3 separate regions of the Mus musculus genome follow, and all the other regions are linked to region 3. A link is a loop called in an ENCODE intact Hi-C map of the cell type or tissue named here. Cell type or tissue: left cerebral cortex. All regions are shown on one strand. Each heading gives the region's core, and the rest is flanking DNA. Links, peaks and the distances in the headings are about the cores only.

Evidence for each region. Hi-C counts contacts between places; a loop is a spot of excess contacts. Peaks named below come from ENCODE experiments on the same cell type or tissue, not always from the same donor. Only the 100,000 strongest peaks of a DNase experiment are listed, where the experiment ranks them.
Region 1: it touches region 3 in a loop (2.3-fold over the local background); 3 of 42 quality-filtered maps call a loop at or near these places.
Region 2: a loop joins it to region 3, with 2.3 times the contacts of the local background. A loop is called at or near these places in 3 of 42 quality-filtered maps.

The regions. Positions count from the first base shown.
Region 1 is chr11:70,651,248-70,655,502 of GRCm38, reverse strand. Pfn1 (profilin 1) reads left to right here and starts at 853. Exons shown (of 3, transcript NM_011072.4): 1 at 853-1,154; 2 at 2,524-2,716; 3 at 3,282-3,656. The coding sequence starts at 1,023. The coding sequence ends at 3,379. It overlaps Rnf167 (ring finger protein 167), which reads right to left. Exons shown (of 9, transcript NM_027445.3): 9 at 4,082-4,255. It also overlaps a transcript of Eno3 not described here. In left cerebral cortex, for the core only: no CTCF peak of the experiment used is centred there; DNase peaks (open chromatin) are centred at 385, 897 and 1,371; H3K4me3 peaks cover 2,500 bases; H3K27ac peaks cover 1,786 bases.
Region 2 is chr11:70,643,832-70,648,086 of GRCm38, reverse strand. It overlaps Slc25a11 (solute carrier family 25 (mitochondrial carrier oxoglutarate carrier), member 11), which reads left to right and starts at 1,048. Exons shown (of 8, transcript NM_024211.3): 1 at 1,048-1,319; 2 at 1,859-2,011; 3 at 2,097-2,303; 4 at 2,467-2,557; 5 at 2,647-2,737; 6 at 2,818-2,917; 7 at 2,997-3,048; 8 at 3,166-4,068. The coding sequence starts at 1,225. The coding sequence ends at 3,321. It overlaps Rnf167 (ring finger protein 167), which reads right to left and starts at 852. Exons shown (of 9, transcript NM_027445.3): 1 at 135-852; 2 at 1-58. The coding sequence starts at 218. Gp1ba (glycoprotein 1b, alpha polypeptide) reads right to left here. Exons shown (of 2, transcript NM_010326.3): 2 at 4,101-4,255. In left cerebral cortex, for the core only: no CTCF peak of the experiment used is centred there; DNase peaks (open chromatin) are centred at 200, 637 and 1,007; H3K4me3 peaks cover 2,247 bases; H3K27ac peaks cover 1,686 bases.
Region 3 is chr11:70,227,342-70,235,064 of GRCm38, reverse strand. It overlaps Bcl6b (B cell CLL/lymphoma 6, member B), which reads left to right and starts at 5,267. Exons shown (of 9, transcript NM_007528.3): 1 at 5,267-5,355; 2 at 5,894-6,084; 3 at 6,356-6,577; 4 at 6,684-7,031; 5 at 7,314-7,438. The coding sequence starts at 5,906. Mir497b (microRNA 497b) reads left to right here and starts at 249; the gene lies at 249-373. Mir497 (microRNA 497) reads right to left here and starts at 348; the gene lies at 265-348. Mir195a (microRNA 195a) reads right to left here and starts at 23; the gene lies at 1-23. In left cerebral cortex, for the core only: a CTCF peak has its summit at 4,447 (motif pointing left); a DNase peak (open chromatin) is centred at 4,435; H3K4me3 peaks cover 556 bases; H3K27ac peaks cover 1,439 bases.

The DNA.
Region 1 (4,255 bases), core at 1-2,500, 420 kb before region 3:
CCCGGGTGGCGCCCCTATTCAGTGACCTCTGTAGACAGGGTTCAGGCATGGGGCGAGGCTGAGCTGGAGCGGATCCAGCGAAGGGAATGATTCCTCGGGAATCTAGGGACGCGCTCGAATGAACCCAACGTGTGCGCTGTACATGGCAGACGGTTGGGACAGGTGCCCTGGTTGGAGAGACCTTTAGTACTGAAAATGACTAGAGTATTATATCGATTTCACTTTTGCTCCCTTATCGTTTAGATAAATGTGGAGAAGGCAGCAGGGCCCAACCCGGGGCGTCTGCCCGTCCCGACTGCTGGGGACGCGTCTTCCCTCCTCGGATGGTCCAAATGTGTCCCGCCAGGCGCGCGCTCACGCAGCCAAGCCGCTAGCCCCAACCGCCCCACGCGCTGGCTTCTCACTGCCCCGGCGCAGGCGCGGGCGCACGCGCCGCCGCCCGCCGTTCCTTCCCTCCCGCGGAGGTGGGGGTTGGGGGGTGGAGGAATGATTCGGTTTAACCCTGGGTTCCCCGAACCCACTTCAACTTGCTCAACCTTACTAATTTTCTTTTTTTTTTTTTTTTCTTTTTCTTTCCCTGCTTCCTCTGGCTTCCTCCTTCTATAGCCAAGTGGTATTCAGGATGAATCGGAGCGAGCCCTAACCTTAACCTCTCCTGCCACCACCACTCTATATAGCCTTTGGCGTGGCTTTCCATCGAACTCGGCAAATTTTGCAAAGTGGGGGGAGGGTTTTTTAAAAATTGCATTTGCAAAAGTTCGCTATCTGGCCCGGCGGGGGGGGGGGGAGGATGGAGGGAGGGAATGGGGCGCAGGCCCCGCCCCGCCGCCCTTTGCAAATAAAAATCTAGAGGGGGGGGGGAGGAGCAGGAAGTGGCGGTGCGAGGGCTGCTGCACAGCTAACAGAGCCGCGTTCCGGACGGCAGCGCGTGCCCCGAGCTCTCTGCCTTCCCCCGCCCGCCAGCCCGAGCCCGAGCCCGCGATCCCAGCAACAGCCCGCAGAGCAGCCCCAGCAGCAGCGCCATGGCCGGGTGGAACGCCTACATCGACAGCCTTATGGCGGACGGGACCTGTCAGGACGCGGCCATCGTAGGCTACAAGGACTCGCCCTCCGTCTGGGCCGCCGTCCCCGGGAAGACCTTCGTTAGCATTACGGTACTGCGAGGCTCGTGCGGTCCCGAGCAGTGACCGGCCTTAGACCCTCTGGGGGACTGGGGTGGGGGCGGGCGCAGGCGAGCGAGGGCAGCGGGAGGCCGTGATCCGGTCCTCTCCCATCGGCGGGGCGAATGGCGGCTGCGTGAGACTGGCTCCCTCTGTGGTTCCCCGGGCTCTACGCCCCTCGGCGGCGGCGCCCATCTCGCCCGCCGCCCCGCTTTCTGCGACCGGGCGTTACATCCGGGGCCCAGGGCGGGGAGGGGCGCGGCGGCCGGTGCGGCGGCCCACTTCCGCCTCCTCCAGGGCGGGGCGGGCACGCGCTGCAGTTTTAGCCCGGGATTATGATTGATAAGGGGCTCCGGAGCCTGGACTCCCCTTCGGGCCGAATGCTCGCTCTCCCTCCACCATTGTTCCCCCTGACGCTGATGGGAGCGCCAGGCGCGTGGCCTTGGGCCCGGGCCGGACCTCGGTAGCCACCCTGCCCCTCCCAGCTCCGTTAGAGAGGGCGAGGCCGCCACACACACACACACCCCCCAAGTCGGCACGTTAGCCTCAACATTCCTGGGAGGCCGATTCCGGAAGTCCCCTCGCCCTCCCTTCCCGCCATCCGCCCGGGCCCGGCGTAGGGGAACTTTGTGAGAAGTTCTGAGACGGTAAAAGTGAAGGAATAAGGTTGCTGCTGTCCCTACCACCACCTTCCCTGACCACACTGCCCGGAAGTGGGGAGGGGGAGCGGAAGTTCGAATGGGGGGAGGGGATTTCCGGGCGGGAGGGTACCGGATATAGGGGTTTGGGGGTTTAAGGGGGAGAAGGAGAAAGGTTCTCTGGGATGTCTAGACTCACACACAGACTAGTCTCCTGCCCTAATAAACTTTTTGAACTTAATTAGAGAGCCCCCGGGGTCAGCTTCCTTATCTTGGGGCATAGCTACCTGGACCCAAACTCCAGGTTACCCGGAGACCCAGGCGTCCGGGCTCCTAACAACGCCTGCAGAACCTTTGACCAAATAAGGACAAAGTTACTTCTCCTCCCTTCCTACCCCCTCCCTTCCCCTCTTTGCTTCTGCTTTTCCTGAAGGGCTGTTCTGAGCATCCAAAGGCTCCCCCTCGATCATTGATCGATTTCTGGTACCCAGCATTTGCTTTCCCTATTAAGCATGAACATCTAAGACTTCAGAGGAATACTTTTTCCTCCTTGACCCATTTACCAGACTTTAGGACCATGATCGGTCTCTGCAATACCCACAGTACTGGGTTTTCCCCCCAACTTTTGGTGGTGTGGATGAAGCACCCTCAACTCCAGCTCCACAGTACATAAGAGGACAAGTTATGCAGGTGCACTAACTTAATGAGGTGATTAATTCTTTTAGCCAGCTGAGGTTGGTGTCCTGGTAGGCAAAGACCGGTCAAGTTTTTTCGTCAATGGGCTGACACTTGGGGGCCAGAAATGTTCTGTGATCCGGGACTCACTGCTGCAAGACGGGGAATTTACAATGGATCTTCGTACCAAGAGCACCGGAGGAGCCCCCACCTTCAATGTCACTGTCACCATGACTGCCAAGAGTGAGTTTGACTGATTCTCTAGCTTTGAAATCCTTTTGTTAGTCACTTTATGTGTCCTCAGTGTCAAGGCTGCATAACAGTATTTACTCTGCTGGTTATGGGAACCGTGGATGGTCCTTTGGGTTCTGACTCTGGCTCCCCAGCTTGTAAAGAAACTAAAACTTATATTACCTCTTAAGTCCCTTCTTGCTTTGAGCTTTTTTGAGATTAGTTTGCTTAGGGCAGTTGGGATCTTAAGTCAGCATTTGGCTCTAATCTCCAGTTCTGTAAAGACTTGAGAGGTAGGAAGCGCATCACAGCCGTTCCTAGCCACCTACAGCCTGGAAGTTTAGGACCTCTAAATTTTGCCTTTTTCTTTACTACTCTTAAAGCTCTTTTTTTTTTTTCCTTCTTTGAAAAGCTCTATTGTTTTAGGATGACTGACAGCCTGCCTGTGTATAAGGGGGGGAGGGCTGGTTAGGAGGGCTGAGGTTAGGTTACAACCCCCGGGGCCAGACAGCTGCTGAACAGCTGGCAGGGTTGAATTGTGACACCTGGGTCCTAGCTTCCTTTTTCTTTCCTCCAGCGCTAGTCCTGCTGATGGGCAAAGAAGGTGTCCACGGTGGTTTGATCAACAAGAAATGTTATGAAATGGCCTCTCACCTGCGGCGTTCCCAGTACTGACCTCATCTGTCCCTTCCCCCCACCGTTCCCTTTGGCTTTTGCACCCCCTTCTTTCCATACACACACATACCATTATTTTTTGGGCCATTACCCCATTTCCCTTATTGCTGCCAAAACCACATGGGCTGGGGGCTGGGGCTGGATGGACAGACACCTCCCCCTACCCATACCCCCTCCTGTGTGTGTTTGGAAAATTTTTGTTTTTGGGTTTCATTTTTTGTTTTTTGGTCTTTTTTTTTTTTTTTTTTTTCTGAATAAAAAAAGATTCTACTAACAAGGACCTGTGTTGGTTTGCACTTGGCATTAGTTGGGAGACAAGCACAGTGACCCACCTCAATTAGGTACCTGCTTCTTGGCTGTGTCCAGAATGAACTCTTATTTCCAGTCTTATTTCCTTTTCTAAGCCCCAAGGACTAAACTAAGTAGGCATTCTTCTGTGTACTTAGTCATGTGACCTAGGCCCCTCTATAGTGGTATTTCCATTTTCAGGTCCAGTTGAATTAGTATGTAATGGAACATAGCCATCCAGACCAGAGAATGGGTCCAAGCCTGCGGGTGAGGCAGGGCCACTTGAGTCATCCTGTGTAGGTGGGGCTCCCCTCCCTGAGTCATAGCAAATGCAGCTAGGGCTCTCCCCGACAAGTTCATCCTATGAGGTGATTATTTTTCCAGAATTTCACCTGTGTAAAGATGATCTTAACCTTTTTTTTTCATCCACAAAAAAAAACCAATTTTATTAATCCAAGAAATGAAAACCATGTCCCTATGGCTTCTAGCCCCCTCAAAAGGATGAGGCTGGGTTCATGAACCTGGGGTAGAATGTCCCCTATCCCTCACCCTCAGCTTATTAGACTGGAAAAAGAGTTTGTGCAAATA
Region 2 (4,255 bases), core at 1-2,500, 420 kb before region 3:
TGGCCCCAAACAGAGCTGGAAGGTCTGCAAAGTCCATGCTGGCATTGTGCTCCGAAGTCTGCAGACGGAACACTACGTGTTTCAGTCTGAACCCCATTCTCAGCACCCTGTCCCCGTCCGACCCTCAGACTCACCGCTCGAATCAGCCCTCGGACAGGGGCTGCTCCCCACAGTACAGTAGCCACGACAACAGGAAGCGGGAAGGCCGCAGGGTGCATGGCAGCGGGAGGGGTAAAGCTGCGAAGGTCGCGTTCTGATCGCAGGAGCAGAAGCCGAGTCCTGCGCCCTCCTCTGCCTCTCCTTCAGGATCCCAGGGGTCCAACCACCCCTAGGTCCCACTTCTCAGCTACATGGGGGCGTCGGGGAAGGAACTCCGATTCAGGGAGTGAGCTATCAAACCAGCTTAGCGGAGCTGGTAGGGGAGACAATGTATCTTTCTCTAGTACAGAAATAGGACAGAATAGGAGCGAAGGCAAACAGGTAACAACAACAACAAAAAAACTTCCGGAAGGGTAGGAGAAACCTCAAAGAGGTGGGACTTCCGGCCAGGTAGACTGTCTTCCTATGCCCCTGGAAAAGGGTTTCCGGTAAGAAAGGCCAATTCCAGTATTGGACGCTCAGGACGGAGGACTTCCGGTCCCGAGAGGCCGGTTGAAAGAAATGTTTGACATGTAGAAGGAGCCTGCGGAGATGGAGGGAGCTTCGATGCTCAGGAGACGATCTAGTTTTTTTCCCTCAGTCCCTGAGATCCTGGAGCTGCCCTGTTTACAAACCTCTCCTTCGTCTGGCCGCCACGGTACGTTCAAAGTATCGCGAGAGTGCTTGCCACCACCCTCCCTCCACCCCCCCACCCCCTTTCGCCGCTGAAATATATCGCGAGAGGCCTCATAGCCCGAACTCGGCTGATTCACTTGCTCTCGCGAGGTTTTCAAACAAGCTTTTTTTTTTTTTTTTTCCCCGCGATTCCAATTCCGGAGGGGCGGGAATTTAGGGTAGCTTCCTAAATCGGCCACGCCCCTTCATCGTGCATCTTAGCCCCGCCTTATTCCCCGGCTGCCTTTGCGCTCCGAGCCTGCGCCCGCCCCAGCTTCCAGCTGGAGCCAGATTTGCCTGTCGGAGGGGCGTGCGCGCGCGCGCCCTCACCCTGTTGCGCGCTGGTGTCACCTTGGGCGCGAGCGGGGCTGTACGTGCACGGGACCCAAAGCCGAGGGCCATCAAGGGGCGATGGCGGCGACGGCGAGTCCTGGGGCTGGCCGGATGGACGGGAAACCCCGTACCTCCCCTAAGTCTGTCAAGTTCCTGTTTGGGGGCCTGGCTGGGTAAGCTCAGGCCCCAGTGATGGGGGAAAAGGAGGAAGGGACGGGAGCAAGCACCTGGGCCCAGTGTAACTTGGGGTGTGTTGCAGTAAATTGAGCCGGTGCAGGGTCCCTGATGGGTTGCCAGGATCTATTCATCCTTTGCAGGGACCCAACTGTGCTGCATTCAAGGATCTTTACCCTGTGTTTCCACCACCTTTGCTTCGTTGTGCCTGTTTGGGTGGTGGGTATAGGTCATTAAAGGCTTTGTTATAGGACTGCTTGGAGTCTTAGGATGGGGACGCCCTCTCCACCTTTCTTTAGATCGCCTGTAGTCCTAATTCTGCTTGAACCCTAAAGAACTGCCTGAGGCTTTTTGATTTGCATGCCCCTTACTGGGCAACTGGACTCTTTTGCTGGCACGTTGCCCTTGATGCACACACTTAACACACATGCCCACCAGCCTCCTGAATCCTTAGTGGCCCTGACCTTTGTAACTTCTTGCCAGGTTGCAGTAGAGCTGGAACCACTGACCTCTGATTCCCTTTCCTGCCTCACTTCAGGATGGGTGCTACAGTCTTTGTGCAGCCCCTGGACCTGGTGAAGAACCGGATGCAGTTGAGTGGTGAAGGGGCCAAGACTCGAGAGTACAAAACCAGTTTCCATGCCCTCACCAGCATCCTGAAGACAGAAGGCCTGAAGGGCATTTACACTGGGTACTGTGGCCTCAAGTTGGGGAGGGAAGTTGTTGGTTGGCAGGTCCAGACCTTGGCCTGATGTGCTGACATTTCTACTCTTCAGGCTGTCAGCTGGTCTACTGCGCCAGGCCACCTACACCACTACTCGCCTTGGAATATATACTGTGTTGTTTGAGCGCCTGACTGGGGCTGATGGTACACCCCCTGGCTTTCTTCTGAAAGCCCTGATTGGCATGACTGCAGGTGCAACTGGTGCATTTGTGGGAACGCCAGCTGAGGTGGCTCTCATCAGGATGACTGCTGATGGTCGGTGAGTTCCGTTTCTGAGCTTAACTCCAGCCCCATTCCTGGACTCTAGGATGGTGTTGTTAGTCTATATCTACATCAGGGCACTTACCTATTCAGGCTTCCCTTTCTTTGTTCCATGGACCCTGGTCTGTCCTGATCTTGGCCTTTCCCTGCCTTTCCCCCAGGCTTCCAGCTGACCAGCGCCGTGGCTACAAAAATGTGTTTAATGCCCTAGTTAGGATTGCCAGGGAAGAAGGAGTCCCCACACTGTGGCGGGTGAGTGCGAGGGTTGGAGTCTTGGGCCATGCTGGGTTAGATCTCTGGCACTTTTGACTGTCTCCATTGCCTCCACCCTCCACCTCCAGGGCTGCATCCCTACCATGGCTCGAGCTGTCGTTGTCAATGCCGCCCAGCTTGCCTCTTACTCTCAATCTAAGCAGTTCTTGCTGGACTCAGGTGAGAGACCCAGAGCTGAGAACTTGAGCCTGGCCTGAGCTACCTGAGAGTTGACTACCACCTTTTGCTTCACCTCCCAGGCTACTTCTCTGACAATATTCTCTGCCACTTCTGCGCCAGCATGATCAGTGGCCTCGTTACCACTGCTGCTTCCATGCCTGTGGACATCGTCAAAACTAGGTGAGTCTGCAGCCTGGGACTGGAGAACTTGGGGAGGCCCCCCTTTCTGGTTTTCATGTTCATACTGACTCTCTTTCAGGATCCAGAATATGCGGATGATTGATGGGAAGCCAGAATACAAGAATGGGCTGGTGAGGAGGGGGGGGAAGGGGTGCCCTGGGAGGGATGCGAAGGGAGCTAGGGACAGGGGACAGAGCCTGGACCAGGACCAGGGCCTAGCCCCAGCACTTGCCTGCCTGTCTGTCTAGGATGTGCTGCTGAAAGTCGTCCGCTATGAGGGTTTCTTCAGCCTGTGGAAGGGCTTCACACCATACTATGCCCGACTGGGCCCCCACACTGTCCTCACCTTCATCTTCTTGGAACAGATGAACAAGGCCTACAAGCGTCTCTTCCTCAGTGGCTGATCTGGCATGGTCCCAGGACTAGTGTGCCAGGCTTCCAAGCCATCCACTGCTATTACAGTCGCTATGCCCTGGAGGACCTGGATTCTGCTACCCTGGGCTATTCTATTTATTTTCCCTCTCCAGTGTGGTTTTCTCCTTTGCGGTAAAGAACTTAGTCTGTTCTCCCCCTACTCCAGCCTGCCTGCTGTGCTTGCCTGATGCTTAGAATCACTTTGCCCCTGGCTCTTCCTGAGGAGACCTAAGACACACACCAAGGATTTCTAGTCTCCTCTTGGGTGTTAGATTCAGGGCACACCAGACAGCAGATCCCTCTCTCTGGGGAATCCAAGGCAGAGCTGAGGAGACAGGAGAAAGCAGAAGCTGTCAAGATGACAAAGGGTCTATGGTGGAAGATGTGGCCTTCCTCCTCCCTGAGGACTTAATAAATTGGATTGAAATACCAACCCCAAATCTGGATAGTCTTAAGGATCATAGGGGGAGGTAGCTGCACAAAGAAGCTTATATCTCTGGAAAACAAACTGGAGTTTTAACAAAATAATTAAAGAAAGTCACCTACTGGTTTTATGAAAATGCTGTGTAAAGTCGTAACTCAACAGCTGACAGAAAAGAAGAAGAAGCAGCAGCGCTGGGCAGTGGTGGCTCAGGCCTTTAATCCCAGCACTCGGGAGGCAGAGACAGGCAGATTTCTGAGTTCGAGGCCATCTTGGCTATACAGAGAAACCCTGTGTCAAAAAACCAAAAAAAAAAAAAAAAAAAAAAACCAACAACAAAGAAGAAGAAGAAAAAACTGGGCCTTGTGCATACTTGCAAGCCATTTGTCCCAAAATGTGGCTGACTCACAAATTATATCACAGTTGTCAGGAAAAGCCTCTGGGATCTGCCTTTTCAGCATCAAGAGGGAAGGGACAACAAGTCTAAATTGAAGCAGGGCATA
Region 3 (7,723 bases), core at 3,061-5,560:
CTAGAGCCAGGAGAGTTGGGTGTGGGCAACAAAGACTCTACTTTGCTCTGTGGGGCCAGAACTCATTACCAGGGTTCCTGATAACTGGTATCAGACAACCTGGGGGTTGCAGAGGGGCTCTTTCCAGTGTCTCCTGTCCCACCTTGCAAGAACTTCATCACAATACCCTAGACGGTGTGTGTGTGTGTGTGTGTGTGTGTGTGTGTGTGTGTGTGTTGCTTCTCCAGGGTGGCCTCCCAGGGCCAGGCTCATCGGTGCCTCCCATACCCTCGCTCTAACACCACAGTGTGGTTTGGACGTGGCCACAGTGCCGTACAAACCACAGTGTGCTGCTGGGGCGGGGGCAGGACTGGGGTGGGTCGAGAGGAAGACAGCACAGGCAGTGCCGTGAAGACCCCCACCTAGAGTGAGACAGAGGTGTGAATGGCAAACATGGCCCCCCAAAAAAGCTGGGGGGGGGGAACAATCAGGAACCAGCAAAAGTAGTTTAGCAGGCAAAGGATAGGGCCCTGGCAGATGAGTCCAATGTGATAAGCTTGGAGCATTCTTCACCTCTGTAGGAATTCAGCTCTGGGGATCCTTAGGAAACGGGATGACTGGGGAAGACCAACAAACTGCCTCCCACAAAGGCAGGGACCTAAGGTTTCCTGTGTCCATTCCTCCCTCCCTAGGTCAGAACCCAAGAGAAATGCTGGAAGACACAGGGCCAAGGACAGCAGGGTTGGGAGTTGGCAGTCCAGAGGTGGTGGGGCTGGAACACGGTTGAGAGAGGGGGGCCGGAAGTCGCCCTGGGCCCTGGGCCTGCCACAAGATGGAGGCCAAAGGCAGGAAATGGAGGCCAGGGAGAAAGGGATGCAGCAGAGCCCAGGAAGAGGCTCATCTGGACCAGAGGGCAAAGTATTCAACCCCAAGTGCTGCTTCCATTCCCCATGGTCCCCCAAGACCCACGCCCCACCCACACAGCAACACTCATTAGCCCATTCACCAGGCCCAGGCAAGCAGGCCCACCCCTGAGAGCCACGTTTAAGCAAAGACAAACATGCCTTTTCCCCACCCCCAACCCTAGGCCTTCCCATAGCCCTTTCCTCCTGTCCAAGACTTGATTTTAAAAAGAACCTCCCAGAAGGCAAAAGTTTCTTCTGGAAATTTCAAAACAAAACAAAACTCTGTAAACCCTAGATATTAACCTCCCATATCTCATCCCACCTTTTAGCACCACCAGGCTTCCGACACACCCCCCCAAAACTCTTAGCAATCAAAAGATTTAAGATGGTGTGTGAAGCAATCTTTTTAGGCCCCCCTAGTATGCCAGACCCTCTCCAAGACTACCAGATCACCTATATCAAGCCCTGCCAACGCCTCCTGCTCCTTGCACCCTCCTGGACCCCCAGAAACAACTGCTGTCCCCCAGCTCCCATCCCAGCAAAGCTTTTGTGGGGCTAAAAAAAAAAAAAAGCAAACACTGTCCTAATGTCTGTAGGAATATTGGGGGCTCTCAAGTCTCAAGCTTTGGTTTCAGTATGAGGTGCTACGTCTTAGGGGTACAAGAGAAAGCTTCTCTGGTCATCCCCCCAATTTCAAGAGTTACAAGGCGCAACCCCACCCCAGCACGCACCTCCAAACCTCCCCCCCAACCGCCACGTCTCTCCTGAAAACAGGGGACACTTTCCTCCCCACTTACCTCAGCTACTCTCCCCTGAGATCCTGGTCCCCTATTTTGAAAGGAGCAAATTTTGGGGTGCATCCCTCACATTTGGGGTGCAGGAGAAAAGAGACGCCCCAGTCGCATCGCTGGCCTCCTTCCTCTCAGCTGGCTCAAGGACTGGGGAGTGCCCTGGGGTGGGGGACCCCCACAAGAGAGCTCTGGAGGGGTTCCTCCACTCCCAGTCAGAACTGGGGACACCCCCCCAAAACCCGTCCCAGCCCATCCGTCTCCAACTCGGCGGGAGAGGCAGCTGCATTGCCCCAGTCAGATTCCCCCAACACTACATTCCTCACCCCATCTAGAGGGATCCCGGGGCCCCCAAAAAATCCCAAAAAAATCTAGGATGTTGGGAAGATGGTCCTGAACTAGCTACCCAAATTTGGGGTCCTTAGATACCCCCGTTTTTTCAGGAAAATTCTGTCTTTCTCCTGCCTCCCGCCAGCCCTGCTCTGTCCCGATGCCAATTTTGGAAGTCACTCCCTCCTTCCTCCTCCCCGTTTCTCCAGGCCCCCCCGCTTGGGGGCTAGGGTCCAGGACACCTGGTTTCCAGACCGGGGGACACTCTTTAGAAGGCTAGGGGCCAAGAGGTCAAGCTCATTGCCCCTGTCTCAAGGAAGCAGGAAAGCCCGATCCTCCCCTCCCCTCCCCTCCCCCCTGGCTGGTCTCGGTGGTGGTTTAGGAAAGCCTGGAGGACTGGAATCTGCCATTGCTATTGCACAGGCAGTTTTTTTTTCCTTGAGTTGGGGGGGTGGGCGGTGGGAGGGAGAGAGGGGAGGAGAGCCGAAGAGAGCAGGGACCTAGGCGGGAATATCTGGCCTGGCTTACCCTCTAGCCCCTGCTGCCGTTGGAAACCCCTCCCCCGCCTCTCAGTTCACCCTCATTCCCAATCCTCTGTCTGCTTTCTCTTTGGGGCTCTTATCTTAAAATATCAGGGTGCAAGATTCACCCCCCCCTTGTAGACCATCACAGCCTTTCCTTGCCAGTTTCAGCAGCACTGTTAGTCAGAAAGTACCCACTTTAACAAGAGACACCCCATCTCCTCCAAACGGATTTTTTCTTCCATAAGAAATCGGGGTTCAGAGTATGAAGCCACCTTTCCCCCCTTAGCACAACAGGTCATATTCCAGTGAGTCTATGATGGACCACACTGCTTTTTCCAGGCTTCACCCTTCAAATTCTGGCCTTATTTGGGGGTTCACTAATTTTTTTTACAATCTGGGGTGCCAGGGGACTATCAGCAAAAGATAACCTAAGTCAGAAGTGTGCTTTAGAATAGGTGAACCTCCAAATCAATTTCAATTTATGACCCACCTCTCAGCTTCACCAAATGTGGCCAGTGGCAAAACACCCAGAAACTGGATACCCCCCAAACTATCCTTCTACCCTGGGGGGGCTTCTCAATTCTCTCCTGTGGAGGAGTTTCACACATAAACATGTTCACAGGAATATCCAACCCTCAAAATGAGTTTCCACAAGATTCAAATACAAAACTTTGCCCCCCCATCAATCAAGCTCTCAGCTACAGAAAGCCTTCAGATCCTCTCCTAGCTTCTGGCTCTGCCACCAACTCAATGTAACTGGGCTCTCTAAAAAGCCCCAAGTTGACCTTTATGTCCCCAAACAATCTCATCCAAACCTTGAAACAGCACTTGGAAAGAGACTATGTCCCCCAAATTAGTTGCGTACTCATGCTCCCCCAGTAGACCAGAAATTAGAGATGGACAGTCTCACATGGGAGCATCAAATCCCTCCAAACCCCCGAACTAAGACATCTTTAAAACCAGCCCCGCACCTCCAATTTGCTATCAGCTGTCGAGACTAAAAACAGGCCTTATTGACTACAATAACTTCTATGGCAAGTGACACCCCAAAACTCAGAATAGCTAACTCTGTCCTGACATCAAAGCCCTTAATGTTTTCACCTCAAATTTGGAGATGAAAATTGGATAGAGACCAAATAATCTTCACAAAGTAAAGCCACATCGTCATCCAGGGTCCCTAGCTATCCCCAACCCCCAGTTGGTTTGCAGTTTTGTTTGCTACGTTTGCTTAAAAAAAAAAAAAATCAAAACCAATAAAACAAACAAAATGTACTCCACCCCCAAGAACAGAAGGGAGAGGCCTCAGGCCTAGATATGCTGGTCCATTCTTGCACAACTGCTATGCTCCAAACCCCAAACTCAAAGAGCTCCTGCTTTGTACCTGGGTTCAGCTCTGCCCCTCTTCTTCAAAGGAAACTTGTCCTTCTATCCCAAGGCTCCCCAAACAAAATCTAAGGGTGTGGTCCCTGCCTAGCTTCTGAATGAAGTACTTAGCTACCAGGTTCCTCCTGCCCTTTCTCCTCTGTCCTCTCTGTTTACTCCGACCAATGCTCATATTAATGTTCATTGAAAATTCCTGTCTACAAACATCTGGGTAGAAGGGTCTATCAAATTAGAAAACAAAACAACTGTGTTCCCAGGCTCAAGACCCCATCTCATCCTAACCACTATGTTCATTCCAAAGCCTTCCATAAGAGTTCTAGCCTGAATTTCCTGCGGAGACCCTAACTCTTCTGTCTTCGATCTACTGCCCCACAAAGAGACAGAGGTGCAGAGGAAACTATCAGAAAGAGAAGGCAGCTGAAAGTTTCCTGTAGCCTGGACCGAATGCATCCAGCTCACTGGTCTGAGCACATCACCAGCCAGGAGACCTAGGGGCGAAGCGAGGCTGGTGCTCGACCGCCCTCTCGTGGAAGGATGCAGACATTGCCGAGCTTTGCCTACTTGCCGCGCTGGACCCCGGCGTCCCGCCAGACTCTAAGCGCAGCCGACGGGCGGGTGCTCGAAGCCCTAGTAAGCTAGGACTGATGGAGAGCGTCAGGGCTTTAGGCGGGAGTCTGTATCTCTGGATCCCTATAAGGGTTGAGAAGAGAGTCGAGAGTAGGAGGCCGGACGCCTAGGTCTCCCGAGCGTCTCTCGGTCCCCACCCGGGGTTTTCCCCACCTCCTCGAGGGGAAGCAGCTGCAGGAGCCGTCCGGTCTCAGGACAATGGAAGGAAACGAACTAGAAATCATATCCGCCCTCTCCTTACCCCGCCTGGTCAGAGCTCCACCTCCCCCTTTTCTGGACCTTGCCTGTCAATCACTCCTCCTTCTCCCACTATCTGAGATCCACTGGAGTCCACTAATGCCTCCCCAAACCCGATACCACTTGGACTGTCTATTTTCTTCCTGAGTCCAATACATTAGAAAGAGGAGTTTTAGGATATTTCCTTTCTCCCTCAACTGGCTGTTGGCACACGCCTCCAAAACCCAACACTCCAATACTCGCTGTCCCAGCTCCTTCGACGACATAAGCCTCCCATATTACCACCCTCCGCACCACTAACCTCCCCAATTCTAATATCCTCATCCTCGGGTGCTTATTTAATGAACCAAAGCCATCCACGATACGACCACCCCGAGATTCTGAGATACAGTTTGAAACGGAGACCCCGCCCCGGGCTCACCATCTGGAGAGCCTCAGAGGAAGGAAGGATACAGACTCACGGGTTCACCCCACCTCCACCCCCGCCCCCGCCATCCCGGCTGAATAAAGGAGCAGAGACCGAAAGAGGAGAGAGACCCCGCCCCCCTCGAGAAGAGAAGCCGCAGCCCCTGCGGGACAGGGGTAAGAACCAAACCCTGAGGGTATCAGATTTCTGAGTCTCCAAAGAGGGCTTGGGGTTAGTTGATAGTAATAAGACCTGAACCCCAGGAACTGTGCTAAGAAGAGATGGAAAGTATTGGGTCTAGCGATAGGAGTCGCGTAGATGGGTGTGGGCTGCAGATCATATTTGGTCCCCCAGGTAAAGTCTGGTACCTGTGACCCAGGCGCCCGGGGAGCAGAGGAAAGGAAGGTAGTGGATGAGGTAACTAGAGTCGAACCAACGCACGGCGCGCGGGAGTGCGGGATTCCTCACGCTCGCCCTCCAAGCGGTGGAACGAGAGTTTCTAACTTGCTCCAAGATCTCCGCGATCCAGCAAAGGGAAGGAAGGAAGCAACCGTTTAGGGCAGAATGAACGAGAGGAATTAAGTGGTGATGCTGAGTCCGCTATCTGATGGCGTTGGTTGGCTCTAGGGGTATCCCAGGTAGAAAACATCAGAGAAGAAAGGAATCTGTTTTAGTAATGCCTAGATCCTCTAACTTTTTCGGTGGCTGTCGCAGGCTTAGGTCGCTATGGGTTCCACAGCGGCCCCAGAGGGAGCTCTGGGCTACGTCCGAGAGTTCACCCGCCACTCCTCCGACGTGCTTAGCAATCTGAATGAGCTGCGCCTGCGCGGGATCCTCACTGACGTCACGCTGCTGGTTGGCGGGCAACCCCTAAGAGCGCACAAGGCAGTTCTTATCGCTTGCAGGTTCGAGGGGGTAGGGCACCTGGGGACTAACTGGGGAAAAAACAGAGTAACATGGCTGTTGAGAGGTAATCCAAAGCATGAGGGAAGCTGGGAATAATGGTCCACACCGGCAATCCCAGAACTGGAGAGTAAGAAGGGGGGAGGAAGGAAGAAGGGAGGGGGAAGCTTGGGAGAGCATCCAAAAATTGAGGCAGCAGTGCTAGTGGGGAGGCAAGACTCTCCTTTGGTCTCCCGGCTCCTAACATGACCAACCCATCTGCCCTCTCTCCAGTGGCTTCTTCTATTCAATTTTCCGGGGCCGAGCGGGACTCGGGGTGGATGTACTCTCTCTGCCGGGGGGGCCAGAAGCCAGAGGCTTTGCTCCTCTTCTGGACTTCATGTATACTTCAAGGCTTCGCCTCTCTCCAGCCACTGCCCCAGCTGTCCTCGCAGCTGCCACCTATTTGCAGATGGAACACGTAGTCCAGGCGTGTCACCGTTTCATCCAAGCCAGGTAAAGGAACCATGGATTTGTATTCTCCCTAGCAGAACTAGTGCCGGGAATAAGGGCAAAGGCAACGACTAGGAGACGGTGTTAATGATCATCCTACTTTTTCTAGCTATGAACCTCTAGGCATCTCCTTGCGACCTGTGGAGGTAGAACCCCCAAGACCCCCAACAGTCGCTCCACCAGGCAGTCCCAGGCGCTCAGAAGGACACCCAGACCCACCTACTGAGTCTCGAAGCTGCAGTCAAGGTTCCCCAAGTCCAGCCAGCCCAGACCCCAAGGCCTGCAACTGGAAAAAATACAAATTTATTGTGCTAAATTCTCAGACCTCACAAGCAGGAAGCCTGGTTGGGGAGAGTTCAGGTCAACCTTGTCCCCAGGCCAGGCTCCCTAGTGGAGATGAAGCCTGTAGCAGCAGCAGCAGCAGTGAAGAAGGAACCACGCCTGGTCTCCAAAGCAGGTATAGAATCTATAACTCCCAAGAGTTTTAGAGTCTGGTCCACTCTAGGAGGCAGAGCCATTGAGTAGGCCATTGTGGCACCCTCTGAACCAGGTTTCAGGGATACTAACCCAGCTTAGGGAGTTGGCCAAAGGCCAAAGGTGGGACTTAATGATCAATATTGGCTCACTTCCAGAAGACAGGCCTTGAAGTCTGTATATTCCAGAAAAGGGGCAGGGCGGGGGGAGCCAGTGCCCCACCCCCAATCCCTAACCTTTTCTATGGCTCTTAACTTCTGCCTAGACTATCTCTAGCTACTACCACTGCACGATTCAAGTGTGGAGCTCTAGCAAATAACTCCTACCTCTTCACACCCCGGGCTCAAGAGACTTCTCTGCCAGCTTCTAAGCAGGCTAATCCACCGCCAGGTAAGAGGCTTTCTCTTCTGGCTTCTCTCCTGTAGCTGATCCAGGTCGATTTGGACCAAAAAGACCTCAGAATAGACCTATTGAATAGTCCCAAACTTGACTGCATTGGACCCCCTCTGGGTAACGTTCACCCCAGCAGTCAGAATGTCTGAGGGTGAGGACCAATCATAAATATTTTTAAGCTCTCTATGTACTTCCAAAAAGCAGCACAGTTTGGGAATTTCTGGCCCACCCAATCCAAGACTGAACGATCTGCCCAGAGTTTGGCAGGGCCTCTCTGGCAAG